Regions from separate parts of the Homo sapiens genome. Here region 1 is linked to region 2. Evidence: chromatin loops called from intact Hi-C (ENCODE). Cell type or tissue: PC-9. All regions are shown on one strand. Links, peaks and the distances in the headings refer to the core of each region. The heading gives the core; the rest is flanking DNA.

Region 1 (10,653 bases), core at 1,611-9,610, 220 kb after region 2:
TGTTTTTCTCCTTACTCCACTTGTACCACACTGGTCTGGGACCACTGCCATCTCATGTGTAGGTCCTGTAACAATAGCTTTCTTACCAGCCTCTAGAATCTTCAGAATCCAATCTACCTTGCCAGACTCATTTTCCCTAAATGCTGCCTTTATCAAGCCATTCTACTGTTCTGACTCCTTCCACGACTCCCATGTCCTACCCAGTCTAAGATCCTCTGTTTGGTCTTCAAGACTCTCCAGGATCTGCTCCATTCTCTATCTTTCCCCAGTCCCTCACATCCATTTCCTGTTCAATCACTCAGCAGTATCCTGTCACCAGAGGCGTTTCTGCCTCCCAGCATTTACTCGACACCATCATCTCCTTCATCTGGATGCCTATCCCTCTCCTTTCCAAATTCTATCCATCAATTTCCATCATGAAACCTTCTTTGACTCTTCTGGGCCTCACAGACTTCCCTGACTTCAGACTTGCTATTCCACTTAATTTCTGAACCATGCCGTCTGCCACTCAATTATATATTATTCTGTTCTCTAATTGTTTCATGGATGTTTGTCTTATCTCACAATTATATTTTGACCTTCCTGAGTCAAGATCACGTCTTCTTCCTCTGTATTCTCCATAGAAACAGCGGATTTAGTCATAGAGGCTGGGCTCGATGAGCACTTGCCTGATGCTTCAATGAGGCAGGTATTCAGATGAGCTCACTGGGAGAAAGAGGATGGTGGCAAAGAAAGATGGCTGGGGTCTCTTGGGAGGAGATGATCAGACAGGACTATGCAGAGAGTTACCACTGTCCACTTTCCCCAAATAATCATGCATGGCCATCATGCCCTCTGCTACCTGCACTTTCATATATGGTTCGTGCTTGTTGAAGCTGTGCTAGGTTGAATTGTTTCACTGGGTTGTATGCAAGGGGAGACCTAATCTACCAACTGTCCTGGACCAGCACATAGCCTTGAGACTTAAAGCTGCACTTGGAGGCAAGCTTCTGAATTTGAGCTCCCAGGGGTTACTATTATCCTCTTTGAGAGAAGCATGATCCAGTTATGTCTGACATGAAAGTGAACTTCTAAGTGACTCCAATATTCTGCAAGAGTGAAGACATTCAAGAACTCAGATGCACTAAGAGCAAAAAATGATGAGAGAACTCTTGATGGAAGAACCACTCTGATCCTCCTGGTGGAGAAGGCTGAGAGACAATGTCCAACATTCTGTAGGAAATCACCAGAGCCTTAGATTTCTCACTCCCAGCCCACTCATTAACCAGAGAGCACCAAGCCTGTTATTAAATCTCTATGTCTCACAATCTACACAGTTCAGATAACAACCTGCTGACCACAGGAGAGGTTGGGTGCATTAATTATGATAGAAAGCCACTGTGGAAATATACCAGGCCCTCCAAAATCCATTTCTGTTGGTTCACACAGGTTGAGTAGCCATTGGTTCATAGTAAATTGCAGTCCCTCCTGCCCTGGGCTGTGCCTGTCACTGGGTGTCTGTGCTGGCAGGTAATCTGTCCATGACACAGACTAAAAGGCGCGTAAGAGAGGCTAATGAGTTGCCACCAGCTCCCCGAGGCACCTTCTGGGGCTGCTGACTTAGCTCTCTCACGGGAAGCCACCACCCACCTGCCAGGGGAACTGGTGACACATGTAGTGGCAGTGCTGGAGCCGGGGTGAAAGAGAGTTTCAAAATGAGGGGAGAATTTTCAAAATGGCAGTTTGGACAACCATGATTTAACAAAACAAGAGGCTACCTTGAATTTGCATGGTAGCTGCTTATAAGTCCGATAGTTCTCTCATGTGACTATCTGATTTGGAAAACTCCTTGAGCAGTTCTGGGTGGACAGGACCAATGCCTACGTCTCAGTCCTTTGTGTATTTCCTGAGCATCGGCCTCTGCCCAGTCCCCATAGGTTTAGGACTCTGGAGCCAGTCAGAGCCTGCTGCTACATCAGCTCCCAGCTCCTTGGAGCACAGATGTTCCTCTCTGCCTGGAGGACATGCAGAAAAAACCTTTTTAATTTTTCTATAGTTTGTCAAAATGAACTCTTAATAAAAATAAAGACATTTAAAAAAACCTAAGTATTGTAAGAGCATAGAAATGATTGAGTTTCCAGAATACAATATATTGATGTGCTTGCTAAGTAAACGAGTGAAATAATTGGATAAACAAAAGTAAATGTATTAAATGTTTGAATATTGATCTAAAAATTGTGCTTTTTAGTTATGTTTAGAAATAATAATACATTTTTTTACCCTCCTTTCTCCAAAGACATCACACAGAATGGCTTACCAGCTCAGATATAGCATTATAATTTAAGACATCAGAGATACTGAACATTCTTTTTTTGTTTTGTTTTGAGACGGAGTCTCGCTCTGTCGCCCAGGCTGGAGTGCAGTGGCGCGATCTCGGCTCACTGCCAGCTCCGCCTCCTAGGTTCACGCCATTTTCCTGCCTCAGCCTCCCGAGTAGCTGGGACTACAGGAGCCCGCCCCACAACCGGCTAATTTTTAGTATTTTTAGTAGAGACGGGGTTTCACCGTGTTAACCAGGATGGTCTCGATCTCCTGACCTCGTGATCCTCCCGCCTTGGCCTCCCAAAGTGCTGGGATTACAGGCACGAGCCACCGCACCTGGACCTGAACATTCTTTAATGAATAGAAGTGACTACTTTAGAAACCAATGTTTCAGTATGCTCACAGAATAAACTTAGTGTCATAAAAGATGGTAGTATAGGTCATACTGCCAGGGAAAAGACAGATGAGTCACATCGTTGCCACGAAAAGATAATTTGTTATACCATCCAATCTAAAAATTACCTGTTTGCAACAGAATTTTCTATTTCCAATGAAGCTGAAATTTACATTAGAAAGGAGAAAACAAAATGAAATTTTATGCTATGAGACAGTGAAGGATAACTAAAAACAAAAAACCCACTGGAATGGGGGGTGGGGTCTGTGATCTTGTAGCCAGACTATGGGTTGTTTGGATAGAGGGACTTCAGTTTACTCCACTATAAAATGACATGATCATCTAGAATCACCAAAGTCAGGGAATCTCTGCATTCTTTGATGCATTCAAGACTGTACCAAGTCATCTAAAGTAAACTCAGCAGTTCTTGGTCACATAAAGGGAAAATGGCAGGTACGAATATGTTCAGTTCAGAAATCACAAAGGTTAGTCTTAGACATTAGAATCCTCCTTTATTACACCCTTCTGATCATGTTTATGTATACACACCTTAGAGAAAATCTTAAAAGAGGTACAGTTAAAGAAAACCAAAAGTAAAAATCCAACACAGAGTTCCAAGAAATGCTTCATTTATGTTAAAAATCTACCTTAGAATAATTCCTTTCCACTAGTGAACCATATTGCTTCCACAAAGTCATAAAGCCTTACATGCCCATAGCTGTTAGTATTCTTCATCAATAGAATTAGAAAAAGTTCCTGCCAAACAATTCATTCAAAGCCATTTATCACTAACAAAATTTGATATGTAGAAGGCACGTTTCACTTAAAGTAATAAGCAAGAGTACAATCCTTTGATTATAAATTCCCCTTTCATCTTATTTTATAAAAAGCCACAAGGAAAATGCCCAGCATGATGTCCTTGATATTTAAACACTTTATTCAACTTACCATTAGTTTGCTCCAAAACTCAGCTTCCCTTGTAAAATGCTCCATAGTGAAGGGATAAATTTCTTGTTCTGCCTTGTCAAATGTGTCACTTGTGCTGCTCAAGTGACTGAGCACAGGGAAGCAAACATTTTAGCCAAGCCACTTTCATAATATTGACTGTTGCATTCTCTCATAGCTGGGAGTCTTGGGAGAAATGGAATTTACATATGTGGAGGTAAGAAGGGTGTGGGCATTTCTCACAGTTATGATTCAAAATCGAGATATGTCTCATTCAAGAAGATAATAATATAAATCAAAGAAGAAAAGTATCCCCTAGCATTACTGCCACTTATGACAAGGCAACTGACACTGCCATGTGCACAGGCGCCACGCCTCAGTCATCATGCCAACAATAATCCTTCAGTGGGTGGTGACGTTTCCTTCTGGCATTTTTTTTTGACTCTAGTAATTATAAATCTCTCAGCTCACTTTAAGGTGTGTTCGGTACACAAGAATGGACACCTGGAATGCAAGTAGAAGTGCAAGCTCAGGAAGGCAACTTCTGGCAATCCTGCAGGCAAAATTAACCAAAGTTGGCTACCAAGTGATTCATGCTCCGTGCTACTTTGTTAGAACAGGTCAATTAGGATTTTAAACAGCCATATAAAAATATAGGTGCTTATAATATTCTCACTTTTTTCTGAAAAGAGGCAGGAGAAGATAGAACGTCCTCAAAATATCCTTGAGAGCTGGATCTGTGGTTATCATCTCAGGCACAACTCATCTTCATCCGTGCTGATTAATGATACTCAAAAGAAACATTCTTATAAACAGAGAAGTCTAACGCTCCTACCCACCATTCCTGCAAGTGGAACAAAAATGGAAAGGTAGAACCCAGATGAAGCCTGATGGGAGAGACCTGGAAGAATTCTGGTCCTTTCTTTCTGTGGACTTTACACTTTCAATGAACGTTTCTCGGACATTTGGATCCAATGAAATTGCGAAAGGTTATGAAGAAAAGAAAAACTCAAATGCAAAAACTGCTTTTACCCTTTAATAACCCTTCTCCTGAGTGTTCTAACCACATCTCCCTTCCTTTGCCAGTTCCTAAGTCCACAGGCCTTACTGTGTACTGGCCCTTTGTAGCACAACATAACTGCGGTCAAATGCTGAGCTTTACCTCCAAAGCCTGGAGTGGAAAATCAGAAGCCAACATCATATTGTTCCAATGTGGAATTCACCACTTGGACAGTTTTTCTCCTGCAGGGAGAGTCCATCCCTCCCACATCTACACATGAGTAGGGCTTTCTAAAATGTTTAGTTTTATAAAATTTTACCCAGGAAAACAGTTATGTCTACTGCATTTTCTCTAGTCCCTGGCTATGTCAAATTAGTATTAGCTTTGCCAGATTAACTGCTTAAATGCACGAAAACAATTATTTACAAACCAAGAGACCCAGAAGAATGCAAACCTGGTCAAAAAACAGTAACTTTTCAAGAGGAAATATATGATTTTGCTGGGGAGATATCTAAAAGTCCTTGTTGACTTTCCTTCCTCAGGAGCCTGGGGAGGGCTACCCTTAGCTTAACCACTTCATTAACCTCTGGGCCTTCAGAACCTGTTGTACGAGTCCTGCCTCATAACCGAGTCCACCTCTGTGCTGGTGTCTGTGACTTGCTGAGTCACTTTTGCATACTCTGCAACTCTTCCAAATAGGTGAAACAACTATTTAGGTCTGGCAGGGAGTTTTCTTCTTTCCTATTGGTGAAATCTCATGTTCTATCTGGCTTAACATTCATTTCACTGAGTACAGGCACATGTACTTTTACAAAGATATACTTTTGAAAAGCTACAATACCTCCATGATTCTAAATTGAGTCATATTTTTGGAAAACTCAAGGACATCTTGATACTTAAAGGAATCCCTGGCATATCCACTTGTAAGCTTTTACAACTTTTGCAAAACCACTTGCCAAATGAGTGTTTTACAAGTGTGGGATTTTATAGACTGTGTTTTACTAAATTGAGGGACACCAGCTTAGCCCATGTGGCCTATGACGAACTCAGCTAAGGTCATTGGAGCACAAAAGTGGCTCTACAGGTAAATACTGATTCTTTTCCAGAGAGAGTTATTGAAGTTTTTTAGGCCAGGCACTGTGGCTCACGCTTGTAATCCCAGCACTTTGGGAGGCCGAGGCGGGTGGATCACTTGAGGTCAGGAGTTCGAAACCAGCCTGGCCAACATGGTGAAACCCCATCTCCACAAAAATACAAAAAAAAAAAAATAGCCAGGCATGGTGGCATCCGCCTGTACTCCCAGCTACTTGGGAGGCTGAGACAGGAGAATCGCTTGAACCCAGGAGACAGAGGTTGCTGTGAGCCAAGATAGTGCCATTTGCACTCCAGCCTGGGCAACAGAGCAAGACTTCATCTCAAAAAAAAAAAAAAAAAAAAGTCTTTTTGAGTATTAGTGACTTTTACTTGTGTGCAGACAATTTACAGGAAAAAGGATGCAAAATCAATTTACATTTTCTAACAAATTAAAATGATTTTAAGAGCAATCTGTAAAGGGTGAGTCAGTGGTGCCTTGAAAATGAACCTTTAACCTTCCTGCCCCTTTCTTACAAAACCAAGGCATTGAAAACCCAAAGTTTGGCTGGGTGTGGTGGCTCACATCTGTAATCCCAGCACTTTGGGAGGCCAAGTCGGGTGGATCAGAAGGTCAGGAGATTGAGACCATCTTGGTCAACACGGTGAAACCCCGTCTCTACTAAAATACAAAAAAAAATTAGCCGGGCGTGGCGGCCCATGCCTGTAGTCCCAACTACTTGGGAGGCTGAGGCAGGGGAATTGCTTGAACCAGGAGGCAGAGGCTGCAGTGAGCCGAGATCGTGCCATTGCACTCCAGCCTGGCAATAGAGTGAGACTCCGTCTCAAAAAAAAAAAAATAAAATAAAATAAAAAAAGAAACCCCAAGTTTCTTCTCTTTGCCCGATGTTGATTCAATTTCTTGAAGAGCAGGCTAGATGCTCCTGAGGAATGCAAAGTGCTATGTTTATCACTACCATACATATTAGCAACAGGGTTCGGAGGTTTTAATTTAGAGTTTTTCCCCCTTTTTCTCCTTCTGTGTATTTTTCTCCTTTTCCTATGTCTCTCCATGCCTCCGCGCCTTAGTATGGTAGAAAACAGACCTAGCGTGCAAGGCTTCCTGGTGTTTTCTAAAAGCCTGATTTCCAAAGGGGAGATGGAATTTGAGGAAAGAATGTCTCTGTGAAACAAGCCATGGTGGGTGTGGTGGTGCTTTCATGTAGGAAAACACTTCCCCTGGTCTAGGAGGAGGGCGAGGTGCAAAGGTCGTAGAGAAGCATGGCTCCCCGGCTTTCTTCTGGGAGGCAGAAGACCCTAGGAAGGAAGACTTAAGGGATGTCACAGGAAGAGAAGTGATGGGACTGGGATTCACAGCCTCCACAAAGATTCTCCTACTTGCAGAGGTCATGGAGGAAGCAGAGAGCTGCTGGGCATCAAAGGGGCCACTGTGGTCTGGGACAGTGGGGTGTGCTGGTGAGACCATAGTCAAGGTGGTTTGCCTTACTGGGTATTGTATAAGCTTCCTTAAATCTGGTGCAGCTCTGGGAAGGAAAGGAGAGCTCAGCAATGACAAAAATGAAGAACAGCTAGGGGCTCACAGTGGCTTTAAAACAAATATAAATGTTTGCGGACAAAGATTCATACCGGGTACTCATTCTGGTGCCAAACACTGGGGTGAGGCCAATTTTTTGCTCAGTTTTTTGAGGAGTAGGCAGGCAGAGTCATGTCCCTAGCATTATAACTAGAGAACCAGAGTGTCCTACCAGACAGTGCTGTGTGTAACTTTACCCCCAGACTCAAGGTCATCCAGAAGTCTTTGCGGAGTACCTTGACTCTACCACTGGGATCCAAGGTGTGGAGTTTACTGCTGTTGTTTCCTGACCCTGAAGAGTTAAGAGGCAGAGGATGAAACAACAGATTGTGAAATTTCTGAATTAGAAGAGATTATCACGTTAATTTTGATTTTGGCTTTTGAACTGTAAATGACAGACAGCACATCCTTACCAAATAAAATCCTATGGCAGAAAAAAAGATGCATTTAGTCCATATGTGGTGGCTCATGCCTGTAATCCCAGCACTTTGGGAGGCCAAGGCGGGTGGATGGCCTGAGGTCAGGAGTTCGAGACCAGCCTGGGCAACATGGCAAAACCTCATTTCTACTAAAAATACAAAAATTAGCCAGGCATGGTGGTGGGCACCTAGGAGGCTGAGGCAGGAGAGTCACTTGAACCTGGGAGGCAGAGGTTGCAGTGAGCTGGGATCGTGCCACTGCACTCCAGCCTGGGTGACAGAGTGAGACTCCGTCTCAAAATAAATAAATAAATAAATAAATAAATAAATAAATAAATAAATAGATCCATTTAGGATCTCAATGACCAAGTACCCCACCGGACCATAAGCATGGAACTGTCACCCCAGAAGTCAACCTGGCCTTGTTCTTCCAGTGTTAAGCACAGTGGTTTCTGAAAATGTATTGCAAGTATTGCCTATGTTCATTGCCAAATAGTTTCCAGGACCACTGACAGATGTAAATAGAAAACAAAACTAAACAGAAGCCCTGCCATGATGGTTTGAGCCTATCAAACAGAAAACGGATCTTCTTCAGCCTTCTTTAAGTGATCCATAGAAGTGTAACAGATGAAACTTACAAAACCTTACATGAGTACCAAGAGCTAAACCTTAACTCCCTCCTATAGGAAGCCACACAAATACAGACAAGCAGAGCCAGCCTTCTCCCTTCATGGAAGGAAGGTATTAATACACAGAGCACAAGAGCAAAAGAGGAGGGGAATGGATGGCCTATGTGTGGGTGTGAGATGAAGTATATGCCAAGGCTGTGTCTTCCTTTTCATCGACTGTTTCCATAAAAAGTGTAAGAACCTGGCAATTGTCAAGTTGCTGTGGTCAGCTACATGTTGTCCTGCGTTAGGTTGCTGTTGGTGGACACTACGGGATCCCAATATGCGTGGAAAGGTGGTCTATTGTCTTGCCTCTGTCAGTAGAAGATGGTGAGTGAGGCCAGGAAACATCCAGAAGAGGATAGACCCTCTTACCACAGAGCACAGGCAGGGGCCTGGGGAAAGGTGTAGATACACTCTCTGCCTATTCTCCAGGTATTGGACATTGGGTATGCAGAGTCCCTGAAGGAAAAGGAGAAAGATCTGCTCATGGATAGAATATTCATGTGCTACACACATTTCTTGCTTCCTCTGTAGCCTAAAGATGGGTTCAGATCTAGCAAGCCTGGTAGTAGTGTGTGAATCTTTTCTGGAAATGAATCAGGTCTAATTTAAAGTGCATTTAAGATGCCCCTCCAGGCTGTAATCTAATCTCAAGATCAGCATGAACTACTGGCCTGGGAATATCAACAGGGTCTGAAGAGTTCTTGATATTTTTAAGAAGACGGGAAAGGAGGAAAAGATTTTGAACTAAAATTTGTTGAGTACATGCCATGTTCCTAGCACTTTTTAGGTGTTAGCATTTCATTGTCTTCACAACCCTGTGAAATAGACATTATCTTTCTTTTACTGAAAAGGAAACTGAGGCTCAGAGAGTTACCTGGATTTCTCACGGTCAGTCAGCTGGCAGTAGTTGTAATAGTGAACTTATTGGAGGTGGCTGAGCTGCTGGTAGTAAGAAGACCACAACTTCTCTAAGTGCTGGGAGCTTTAAATACCTATTTCATTTAATTGTCCAATAACCAAGTAAGGTCTATGCCAATTGCACAGTTTGAGAATATCAGACTGTTTCAATAACATGACTGTGGTCATTTAGATATTAAACCAGGATCCACACCCAGGCTGATTTGCTTCAAAGTTCATGTCCTTTCCATTATCTCGTAATGCTCCTTTCCCTCTAAGTTGTAAATAATGATATTGTTCTTTTAAACAAAAGGTAAAAGTCTAACCAGAGGATGTCTAAGAAGGCCTTGGATAAAAAGTTGGTAGAAGTTGCTGTGTGCTACAGTCATTGAAAAGATGCAGGAAAGACCTATCTCTAGGTTGAGAAAGTCAAATTGATTTATTTCATATAAACACAGAAGTTGTGCCAAGGTTAAATTAAATAGTGATTGACAATGGTTGAAGACCACAGGAGAACAGATATCCAATACTATCTGGCCGATACTGCTTTACTTATTCATAGTTCTTTATATTTTACTCTGAATTATATTTCGCAGCTTAAAATATAAATATTAGAGATAGGTTTATTAAAAATGGGAAAGGGATAATTAAGTAGAAAATGTCTCAGTTATTCATGCCTCTCCGAGAATCACAGTGTCAGGATCTTGGAGCCTAACTACAGACATAGTGCCAGGTACAGAGTAAGTCTCTGGAACATCACAACCCAGCTCCCAATGCCGAGGGTGCTCTCTGTCAGAAACAGAAGCCCTGAACTTGCCTCCTGTGCCCCTCCTGCCAGGTGTGGACATGTCAGGGCACAGTTATTTGGCAATATCTCTCTGCTGTTTTGTTCGCTCTGCTCATTCCTTTCCTCGAAGAAAGCGAAGTTAATCATTAAAACAAGTCACCTATTATTTAAACAGCTTCTTTGTTTCTGATGATCTTAAAATATATTTTTGGAATCAAATCTACCCATACAGAAAGTCAAGCAAAATGTAGTCTAAAATGTGCTATAGGGACAGGGTCTAAATTTCTTGGCAATAGCTGATAAGTTGATTGAAACCAGATTTGTGACCCACTGTTAGCAATGATAGAGAATCCTAAAGGGTACAGTTTGGTCCCATTTTGTACTGATGCAATCTTCTTGCTTTTGCATTACATTCTAACTCTGCTTCTGATGGACAAAGATGGGGGTGCCAGGATATGGAATCCTCAATTCTCATTGTAGCTCTTTGCAATGTATATATCATCTTTCATGGAAACCTCTCACAGGACATTTAAGGCAGAAGAATGTTCCATCAGTTTCGTCTCAATTCCCA
Region 2 (10,653 bases), core at 1,472-9,471:
GTCCCAGCAGCACCTCAAATACATATCGTAAGATGAGCTCCTGATCTTTCCCGCACATTCTCCTTCCTCCTCCCCTTTCTCCCTGTTAACAGCCACACTCCCCTCCCAGCATCTTCAGTTAGCCCTATCCATTCCAATTTAGGTCAATCGAGACCTAAATTCCTCCAACAAAATATTTCTTCTGTTCGTTTCCTCATTTCCATTTCTACACTTAGTGTCTTTGCTCAGCCAGCAGCAATACCCTTTGGACTGCTCTTCCTCCTCCCAAGAGCATAATCCTTGGGTCATTCTCCCAATCAAAAGTTTTCCTATGTCCCCTCTTAACAACAGAACAATGTCAAACTATTAAACTGGCATTTAAAGCTTCCACATTATGGATGGAACCTATTCTCCAAGTCACTTAGTCTCACTAATGTAACTGAAACTGAACTTCTCTAAGTTCCCTTGAGCATCCTAAACAAGATTCAAACTAATCAAATACCAAAGTAGCTCAAATTACTAAATTAAAAGTAAAGAACTGTGCATTCAACAAGAAATCAACACAAACAACAGGTTTACAGTTTCCAAAATGGTAAATATTTCCCTACAGAGTCTCATCATTAAAACTTCAGCAATATTCTGATACACTGAGCTGCTTTAAGGAACACGACTTTTCTTTTTTCAACAGTAATGATTTTCCTATGACCCTTTCTCTGTATTCTTTATGACTTAGCATCCTAGTGATATAGTTTGGATGTCTGTCCCCTCTAAATCTCATATTGAAATGTGATCCCCAGTGGTGGAGGTGGGGCCTGGTCGGGGGTGTTTGGGTCATGGGGGTGGATCCCTCATGAAGAACTTGCTGCCCTCCCCATGGTAATGACTGGGTTCTTGCTCTATTCGTTCACCAGAAGCCAAGCAGATTCTGGTGTTGTGCTTGTATGGCCTGAAGAACCCTGAGCCAAATACACTTTTCTTTAGAAATTATCCAGCCTCAGGTATTCCTTTATAGCAATGAGAGGCGGACTGATACGCATAGCTTTTAGGGAACTCATTGCAAACTGACATAACTATGGTACAAATTCTAAGTTGAAAAACGAAACACTAAATGCTTCATCAAATCACTTTATATCATTTTTTAAAGCAACTTTTTCTTTCATTCATGGATGCTGTAGGTGTAACTATAATTTATTAAATAATTATTCTCTCAAAACCCCACTGCCCATTTACATACCTGCTACTATTACCAGGAATAGAATGAGATACAAATTGAAATTTATGTGAAAAACAAACACTAAGTGCTAAATAAATGTAAAATAAAATAAAAATAAAAGTGATTTCTTAAGTGAACCATAAATTTCTCAATCCTTGTATCAAAATCTAGCCAAAATAATGCTTCTGATTTGCAAAAAAATGGAACCACCTTAAACATCTTCAAATACATATATATATATTCCTTCAACATCTCAACTACAAGTTACAACGAGTCATGAGTGGCAACATTCAGTGTGGCTTCAGGCCATGAAAGGGTTATGCAACAACATAAATTATATCAAAACGGAGATTCAGTATTTGAAAAACTGATGAAAAATCTATCAAGAGTGAAACCTCCATAGAGACTTGGGTGAATATTCCCATTATGGTTTTTGGGAATAAATTTTCAAACAACTGAGAATTTCAAGGGGGATTTTATGATTCATATTAATTTCATCAAGTTGGCTGAGCACAGTGGCTCACGCCTGTAATCTCAGCACTTTGGGAGGCCGAGGCAGGCAGATCACTTGAGGTCAGGAGTTCAAGACCAGCCCAGACAACATGGTGAAACTGCGTCTCTACTAAAAGTACAAAAATTATTTGGAAGTAGTGGTGTATGCCTATAATCCCAGCTACTTGGGAGGCCAAGGCACAAGAATCGCTTGAACCCGGGAGGCAAAGGTTGCAGTGAGCCAGTATCACACCATTGCACTCCAGCCTGGGCAACAGAGTAAAACTCTATCTCAAAAAAAAAATAACACTAATAAATAAAATAAAAATTCATCAAGTTTTACAGAGACAATTACTAAAAGGCCAAATGGCATTTCTGTTTTCTTTTATAAAGTTTAGATACAGCCTTGTACATGCTGAGGATTCAATATATGTTGACTGGATATAATTGCATAAGACTGAACTCCATAAATCTTGTCTTCTATGTTATGTGCGTATGTTTACTGGGGAAATATTTTTATATTGTATTTCTCTTGGTCCCTAGGGTACCTGTAAGGCTCAATCAATATTTAGTGACTGATTGAATCACAGAATTATATATGTAACTAGAACTAATGAAGTAGATAAAACAAAAATACAAAAATACAGACCTGGAAGGCCTTTTTTTTTTTTTTTTTTTTTTTTTTTTTTGGAGATGGAGTTTCGCTCTTGTTGTAGGCACTCAGGCTGGAGTGCAGTGGCACGATCTCAGCTCACCGCAACCTCTGCCTCCTGGGTTCAAGCAATTCTCCTGCCTCAGCCTCCCGCATAGCTAGGACTACAGGCATGCGCCACCATGCCCAGCTAATTTTGTATTTTTAATAGAGATAGGTTTTCGCCATGTTGGTCAGGCTGGTCTCGAACTCCTAACTTCAGGTGATCCACCCGTCTCAGCCCCCCAAAGTGCTGGGATTACAGGCATGAGCCACTGTGCCCGGCCGCCTTTTATGTCTGTCACAGATGTGTGAGCAAAGCTTTTATATTCTACTACTGGGTAGCCTGTGGCACTACAGCGTGTTAGTTCACAGTGAGGTCCTCCTTACAACTAACCCACCTTACACTGAACACTCATATCTAAAGCAACATGGTTGTTTATTTCCTTATGAAGTTTCTGTTTACTACGGAATGTCACTTTAAGTGCAACTTATAATTAGGCTTGTCCTATACAGAAAATGTAATCCTAAAAATTGTGATTCATTGGCTTACAGGAAAATATGGCTCTTGTCTCAAGAGAACTAATTCTGAGAACTTTAAGAACTTTCTGGGATAAGAAACACCTGCTCTAGATTACTAGTAATCTCTTTTGAGATTTGAATATGCAACCATTAAATGTATCACTGTGAAGTACTGCCTTCCACAAATGTTACCTTTTCCTTATAACAAAAACATACAGCCGCCCCAACATTTCAGCAGTTTCTTACGGGGAGGGCTCATCAGGACTGCTCTGTTGGGAGGCCGAGGCAGGCAGATCACAAGGTCAGGGGTTCGAGACCAGCCTGACCAACATGGTGAAACCCCGTCTCTACTAAAAATACAAAAATTAGCTGGGCGTGGTGGCGGGCGCCTGTAATCTCAGCTACTCACGAGGCTGAGGCAGGAGAATTGCTTGAACCCGGGAGGCGGAGGTTGCAGTGAGCCAAGATCGCGCCACTGCACTCCAGCCTGGGCAACAGAGTAAGACTCTGTCTCAAAAAAAAAAAAAAAAAAAAAAAAAAAAAGGACTGCTCTGGAAAACACCCTACCTAGTTCAATGTCCCTCTTGCACAGGTACCCTCACACCTTCTATTTTAAGAAGAAATCAAATTTGTGTCAAGATAAGAGCATGTTCCCTTATAGTCTGGGGTGAAAGTTATTCTCCTTTTTTGTTGTTTGTTTGTTTGAGATGGAGTCTTGCTCTGTTGCCCAGGCTGGAGTGCAGTGGTGCAATCTCGGCTCACTGCAGCCTCGCCTCTGCCTCCCCAGTTCAAGCGATTTGCCTGACTCAGCCTTCCGAGTAGCTGGGATTACAGACACGTGCCACCACGCTCAGCTAATATTTGTATTTTTAGTACAGATGGGGTTTCACCATGTTGGCCAGACTGGTCTCGAACTCCTGACCTCATGATCCGCCCACCTAGGCCTCCCAGAATGCTGGGATTACAGGCGTGAGCCACCACGCCCAGAATTGGTCACTTGATACATACTTTGTGGCTGCTTCCAGCCGTTCACATTTATTAAAAACACAAGAAAATCTCTTTCTGTTGTCTGACTTAAAATATGGATTGCAGTTTTTAATGACAATCTTGAAGTCACTAAGGTAAGAAATTTCTTACATAGCCCTGAGGTGGTACTGGTAGAAGACAGCCTCTCCTCTCTTGCCTTAGCAATATGGATGGCAGCTTTCAGAGTATTTCAGACACTTTCAAGAAAACAAAACTGAATTTGAGAGTTGATTTACGCAGGAACTGAATAAACTTCTACATTTAATATTGTTAATCATAAAATACCATCTATTTATGACTCTTTATAATTGGATATCCAGTTAATATCTGTTAAGCTTCTGCAAAATACAAGTCACCGTGAGGCACAAGGCACTATGGCATATGGTCTGAAGGACACAGAGATGCAACTTAAACCCAGCCATCCAGATGCTTAGAATTTGGCAGAAGAGATGAGACAAGCACGTGAATAATAATGCATGGTAGGAAAGCACAGACACGACATGAGAAGTATCATAAAACTGCAATGCAGGTACACAAGGGCAAGAGCCACTTAGCTTGGGGAACCAAGAAGAGCCTGCAGAGAAAGCGGCATTAGAGCAGGGTGGAGTGACAAGCATAGCAGGTGAATGTAGCCGAGTGACAAGTGTAGCGGGCAAAAAAGGTGGTGGGAGGGAGGCAGGGGCTGCCTTTTTCTCCAAAGCAAATCACTTCAATTTATGCGACTATGTGTAAACTGCAAGATAATGAAAATAAGGGGACACCTTACACCATATGCAAATATTAACTCAAAGTGGATCAGAGGCCTAAACGTAAGACGTAAAAGTGTAAAACTCTTACAAGACAACATAGTGAGAAAGGCTCACAACACTGGATTTGGCAATGATTTCAGTGGATATGACACCAAAAGCACAGGCAACAAAAGAATAAACTGAACTCCATCAGAATTATGAAAACGTTTGTGCATCAAAGGACACGATCAAGAGTGAAAGGCAACCCACAGAAGTGAAGAAAATATTTGCAAATCATATCTGATAAGGGATTCATATCCAGAATGTATAAAGAACTTTATACATGGAGTTGGATTGAAATAAACTTCTTTTATACATTGAGTTGGATTGAAATAAACAATCCAACTCATAAATGGGGAAAGACTTGTGTAGACATTTCTCCAAAGAAAATACACAAATGGCTAATAAGTATATGAAAAGATGCGCTGGGCGTGGTGGCTCACACCTGTAATCCCAGCACTCTGGGAGGCTGAGGCGGGCGGATCACAAGGTCAGGAGTTCAAGACCAACCTGGCCAACACAGTGAAACCCCATCTCTACTAAAAATACAAAAATTAGCCGGGCGTGGTGGCGGGCACCTGTAGTCCCTGCTACTTGGGAGGTTGAGGCAGGAGAATCGCTTGAACCCAGGAGTAGGAGGTTGCAGTGACACAGCAAGACTCTGTCTCAAAAAAAAAAAAAAAAAAAAGGAAAGATGCCCAACATCACTAACATTAGGAAAATGCAAATCAAAACCATAATGAGATACCATTTTATGTCCATTAGGATAGTTATTATCAAAAAGGAAAAAAAAGTGTTAGCAAGGATGACGAGAAATTAGAACCCCTGTTCCCTCCCTGCTGGTAGGAATGTAAAATGGCATAGCCAGTATGGAGGTTCCTCAAAAATTTAAAAGTAGCTGGGTGCGGTGGCTCACGCCTGTAATCCCAGCACTTTGGGAGGCCGAGGCGGGTGGATCACCTAAGGTCAGGAGTTTGAGACCAGCCTGGCTAACATGGTGAAACCCCATCTCTACCAAAAATACAAAAATTAGCCAGGTGTGGTGGTGCGCGCCTGTAGTCCCAGCTACTCGGGAGGCTGAGACAAGAGAATTGCTTCAACTCGGGCGGCAGAGGTTGCAGTGAGCCGAGACTGCGCCACTGCACTCCAGCCGGAGTGACAGAGCAAGACTCCATCTCAAAACAAAAACAAAAAAATTAAAAGTAGAACTGCCAGATCATCCAGCAGTTCCACCTCTAGGCATATTCCCAAAAGAAATGAAAGCAGGGATTTGAAGAGCTATTTGTACACTCATGTTCATAGCAGCATTACTCACAATAGAAAAATGATGGAAGCAACCCAACTGGCTGTTGGTGGATAAATAAACAAAATGTGGTATATGGGACAAGGAAATATTATTCAGCCTCAAAAGGGAAGAAAATTCTGACACATGCTACAAGACAGATGAACGCTGAGGGCATAAAGCTAAGTGAAAAAAAACAGTCACAAAAGGACAAATACTACATAATTCCACTTACAGGAGGTATTGCGAATGGTCAAATTCATACAGACAAAAGTAGAATGGTGGCTGCCAGGAGATGTGAGGAGGGGAAATAGGGAGTTGTTTAATAGGCACAGGGTTTCAGCTTTGCAGGACGGAAAGAGCTCTGTGGATGGTTGGTGGTGATGGTGGAACAACATGTGATTATGCTGTCACTGAACTGCAACTCAAAATCAGTTAGGATGGTAAATTTTACGTTATGTATATTTTACTATAATTTTTTAAAATAATTTTTTTTAAAAAACTAAAATAATACAAGATAAACTCAACTTAAAAAGTTCCACCCTCCTCTATACCACTCCTGCCATGGACTAGGCTTTCCTAGACCCTTGGAGCGCCTGATTCTCTCTGCTCCTCCCTTGGAGAGGCTGATTCTCTCTGCTCCTCCCTTGGAGAGCCTGATTCTCTCTGCTCCTCCCTTGGAGCGCCTGATTCTCTCTGCTCCTCCCTTGGAGCGCCTGATCCTCTCTGTTCCTCCCTTGGAGAGCCTGATTCTCTCTGCTCCTCCCTTGGAGAGCCTGATTCTCTCTGCTCCTCCCTTGGAGAGCTTGATTCTCTCTGCTCCTCCCTTGGAGCACCTGATTCTCTCTGCTCCTCCCTTGGAAAGCCTGATTCTCTCTGCTCCTCCCTGCCTTCACTGTCATCCCTGGACTTGGCACCTTGCTTCACCTGTCTCTTGGGGCCAGACCCTGTCTTGCTTACCTGGATCCCCAAGCCCAGCATTCTGCATCTATGCTCCATGATCCCCCACAAGCTGTTGTAGAAGGTGATAGGCATATGTTGGCTGCCTTTTCTGCTGTGTGCTGATGGAGAGGACACTGTTCTAAGTTTGAATACTGGCAAGTAGGAATCTGTATGCAAACTGTAACACTATTTCACATAATGCAACAGATTAAAATAACATTAAACATATTCCAACTGCTTTTATCTACGACTTCTTTTTTTTTTATCTCTTGCAGCTCAGAAATAGATTTTACTCGTATCAGCAATGTTCACACTGGGCCCCCAAATGAAGTCCTTCAGAGGTATTCTTTGAGATTCCTATGACCAGCCAGAACAAACAAGCACAAACAAAAACAAGCAGATTGCTGAATAAATTCAAATCTCACTAAAATGCTGGCTTGTGTTCAAAATTGTCATCTCCTGGGGTCAGGGCAGGTGACTGGCACCCAGCAATGAGAAGAATGCCCATCTGACCTGTTCTACAGCCCTGCCCTACCCTGCCCCATTCTGAAATCGGTGTGGCATAGGCACAGGGCACATCTCTGCCTGCAGAAAATGTCTCTAAGTTTTCTTTTACCATGGAGGCCACTTCCAGCACAAGAACTGGAGTCCAAAGATTACACTGTCGATTTCTGATTTTTTTTCCTAAGTAACAAGTTGCACTTTAAAGTTAGCAAAAGAAGACACATTCCCAGGTCAAACCAGTAAGTGCAGCTTTTCTCATGATGTGCTGGGATACAGAAGTACAGAACTTATCCACCAGGCATAACAAGTTTCTATGGGAAAATGGAGTCAGGGGTCCAGCTGGGGTTTCTAAGATGAATCCACTCCACAGAGGGAAAGAGTGAGTGCATACGGCCTCAGCCTAGAGTCATTACTAGTGGCCATTTTCATCTGGGCGGTAGAGGCAGTGAGGACCCAGAAGTGAGGATGGGCTCTAGGTGGATGGAGAGCCAAGCAATATGAGGAGGGAACAAAGGCCAGAGGTAGCAAGGAAGAAGGCTCACAGGAGTGAGGTGGGGCTGTGCAGAGGAACAGATGGAAAGGGAGAAGGAGCAGACTGCCAGGGTAGTTCCTTGGTATCTTCATTCTCAGCCCTGCTAACCTGAGCCTGGAGTAGAATGCAGTGGGAACAGGGCAGAACTTTCTGTTTTCCTCTGTGCCTTTCAACCAAAACCCCCTAGTCAAGGCGGGAAGGAAGAAGGGACAAGAGTTGGAGGGGAGCTTTCTATTCTCCTTTCTTCCTGCTCCTCCTTCTCTCTCTTTTCCACTTCTCCTGGCAACCATTACTTGCTAATATTCTCACTGGCACATACATACATGCACACAGAGGTGATCACAAGCAGAAGGGGATGCTTAGGTGGGCACAGCTAGGAGACAGGCCTAAGAAAGGCACAGAATCACCCCATGTCCAGGGTGTGGAGTAGGAAGAGGAAAAGGAAGAGGGAAGCAGAGGCAAGAGGCAGAAGGCAGGAGTATCCCCGGTTTGAGCAGTAAGTTCTGCAAGCTTTCAGTCAAGCCGCCCTGTGAGCAGAATCAACTATCTCTTCCTAGACTGTGATGAGCTAGCTTGGTTCCACTCCGCTTCCAACACTGCATTATTATTTTTTCCTCTCTGCTATTCTGCAGCTCCTTGCGACTACACAATACACTCAGCTGTGTTAAACAAAAACACAAAAAGTTGCTGCTGTCTTGGACAGTTCCCTATCAGATGAACAGAAAGGCCAGCAACCATAGCCTGGGCTGGGGCTGGGGGTGGGGTGTTGGAGGGGGACTGGGGACTGGGATGAGGGCGAGGCTGGGGTGGGGCACGGGCTGGGAGAGGGGAACGGTGGGGCTGGGGCAGGAGGCTGGGCTTGGGGGGCAGGTGGTGGGGGTGGGGCTGGGGTTGGGATGAGGGTACGATAGGGCTGGGATGGAACTGGGACAGGAGTGAGGGTGTGGGAGGCCGGTGGTGCTGGGCTGGGGGTGGGGCAGGTGGTGGGGGTTGGGGCGGAGCAGGGATGGGCTGGGCTGGGGGTGGGTAGTAAGTCAGTTTAGAAAGGACTGAAGTGCCAAGCACATTTTTTTTTCTATTGTACCGGTTTTTATGTAGTTTATCCTCAGTGGATCCTGGACGTTTATATTTGTATACCCATTTTAAGACAACAGCCTATCCCTTAGAACCATATTTAAAAAATAGGTTTACATAAGCAAACTTTACAGCATGAAAGACTTTTGTCTTATCAAATACACTTTCATTGGGAGCCTTTCTTCCTCTAATTAGAAGTCTGAACTTGTTAACATATTTTATGTTTTTATTAGCCAGCAGGTTCATTCTGTAATAAAGGCATTTCTTTTCCAGAATTATACTTTCAAAACTTTCTTGCTTAAAAGATTTTTCTCATTAAATATTTATGCTTATTTTTAAAACCCAAGAGTGTAATAAGAAAGCCTCACTTTATGAGTCTAGGAATGCAAATATCTCCAGAATGCACAGCTATTGTCATTCATTCACCCCACAAAAATTTATTTGTCACCTACTATATTCAGGGGATTGCTCTGGCCATAGAGATACAGTAATGGACAACATACTCACTATAGAAAGGTGAAACAGCATTCAAAGTACTATGGAATTTTGGAATTAGGAATAAAGGTACTAAAAATCACTGAATTGTACACTTAAAAGGGTGAATATTATGGTATATGAATCATATCCCAATTAAAACACTCATTTTAAAAAACACTATGGGAAGGTGGGGTGCAGTGGCTCACGCCTGTAATCCCAGCACTTCGGGAGGTCGAGGTGGGTGGATCACCTGTGGTCAGGAGTTCAAGACCAGCCTGGCCAACATAGCAAAACCCAATCTCTACTAAAAATACAAAAATCAGCCAGGGGTGGTGGCAGGCACCTGGAATCCCAGCTACTTAGGAGGCTGAGGCAGGGAGAATCACTTGCACCCAGGAGGAAGAGGTTGCGGTGAGCCAAGATTGAGCCATTGCACTCCAGCCTAGGTGACAAGAGCAAAAACTTTGTCTCAAAACAAAACAAAAACCCAGCTGTTAACAATTGTTATCTTTGAGACCTGGGTATTAAGAGACGTTACAATTCTACTGTGGAATTTTTATTCAATTTTTTTACAATGAATGTATGTTGTAATTGTATAGCAAAAATTACTTTTGGCTGGGCACAGTGGCTCATGCCTGTAATCCCAGCACTTTGGGAGGCCTAGGTGGGAGGATCGCTTGAGGCCAAGAGTTCGAGGCCAGACCAGGCAACATAGTGAGACCCCATCTCTTAAAATATATATATATTCTTATATTAATATTCTATATTATATCATGCTTTATAATATAGCGTTTTGATATCATATTACCCAAGGACATAAACTAATCTATAAATCAAGTCAACACAAACTGATTCTTCTAGAAGGCTCTGAGGAGACTCTAGAGAAGAAAATGCAAGGTTAGGGAGTGGCCAGGGAAGATTTGGCATTGGCCTCCTGGTTTCAAATCTCATCTCTGATACTTACTAGCTGTTCAACTTTTAACAAGTGCTAACTTTATAATGAATATCTCTACTATAAATAATAATATCTATGATAAGTATTCATTGAGCTCTAGCATGTACCCAGGAACTATGTCAACTCTAATGTGCTTTTAAAAATGTCGTTTTTGGGCCGGGTGCTGTGGCTCACGC

The links. Peaks named below come from ENCODE experiments on the same cell type or tissue, not always from the same donor. Only the 100,000 strongest peaks of a DNase experiment are listed, where the experiment ranks them.
Region 1: a loop joins it to region 2, with 21 times the contacts of the local background. A loop is called at or near these places in 2 of 110 quality-filtered maps.

Annotation. Positions count from the first base shown.
Region 1 is chr6:148,186,616-148,197,268 of GRCh38, reverse strand. It overlaps a transcript of SASH1 not described here. Among named protein-coding and RNA genes, the nearest start is that of SASH1, 150 kb to the left of the region's middle. In PC-9, for the core only: no CTCF peak of the experiment used is centred there; DNase peaks (open chromatin) are centred at 4,068, 4,758 and 5,298; H3K4me3 peaks cover 2,329 bases; H3K27ac peaks cover 5,392 bases.
Region 2 is chr6:148,402,887-148,413,539 of GRCh38, reverse strand. The region is part of intron 2 of SASH1 (SAM and SH3 domain containing 1); the gene reads right to left. Among named protein-coding and RNA genes, the nearest start is that of SASH1, 65 kb to the right of the region's middle. In PC-9, for the core only: a CTCF peak has its summit at 5,549; DNase peaks (open chromatin) are centred at 6,049 and 7,469; H3K4me3 peaks cover 702 bases; H3K27ac peaks cover 3,001 bases.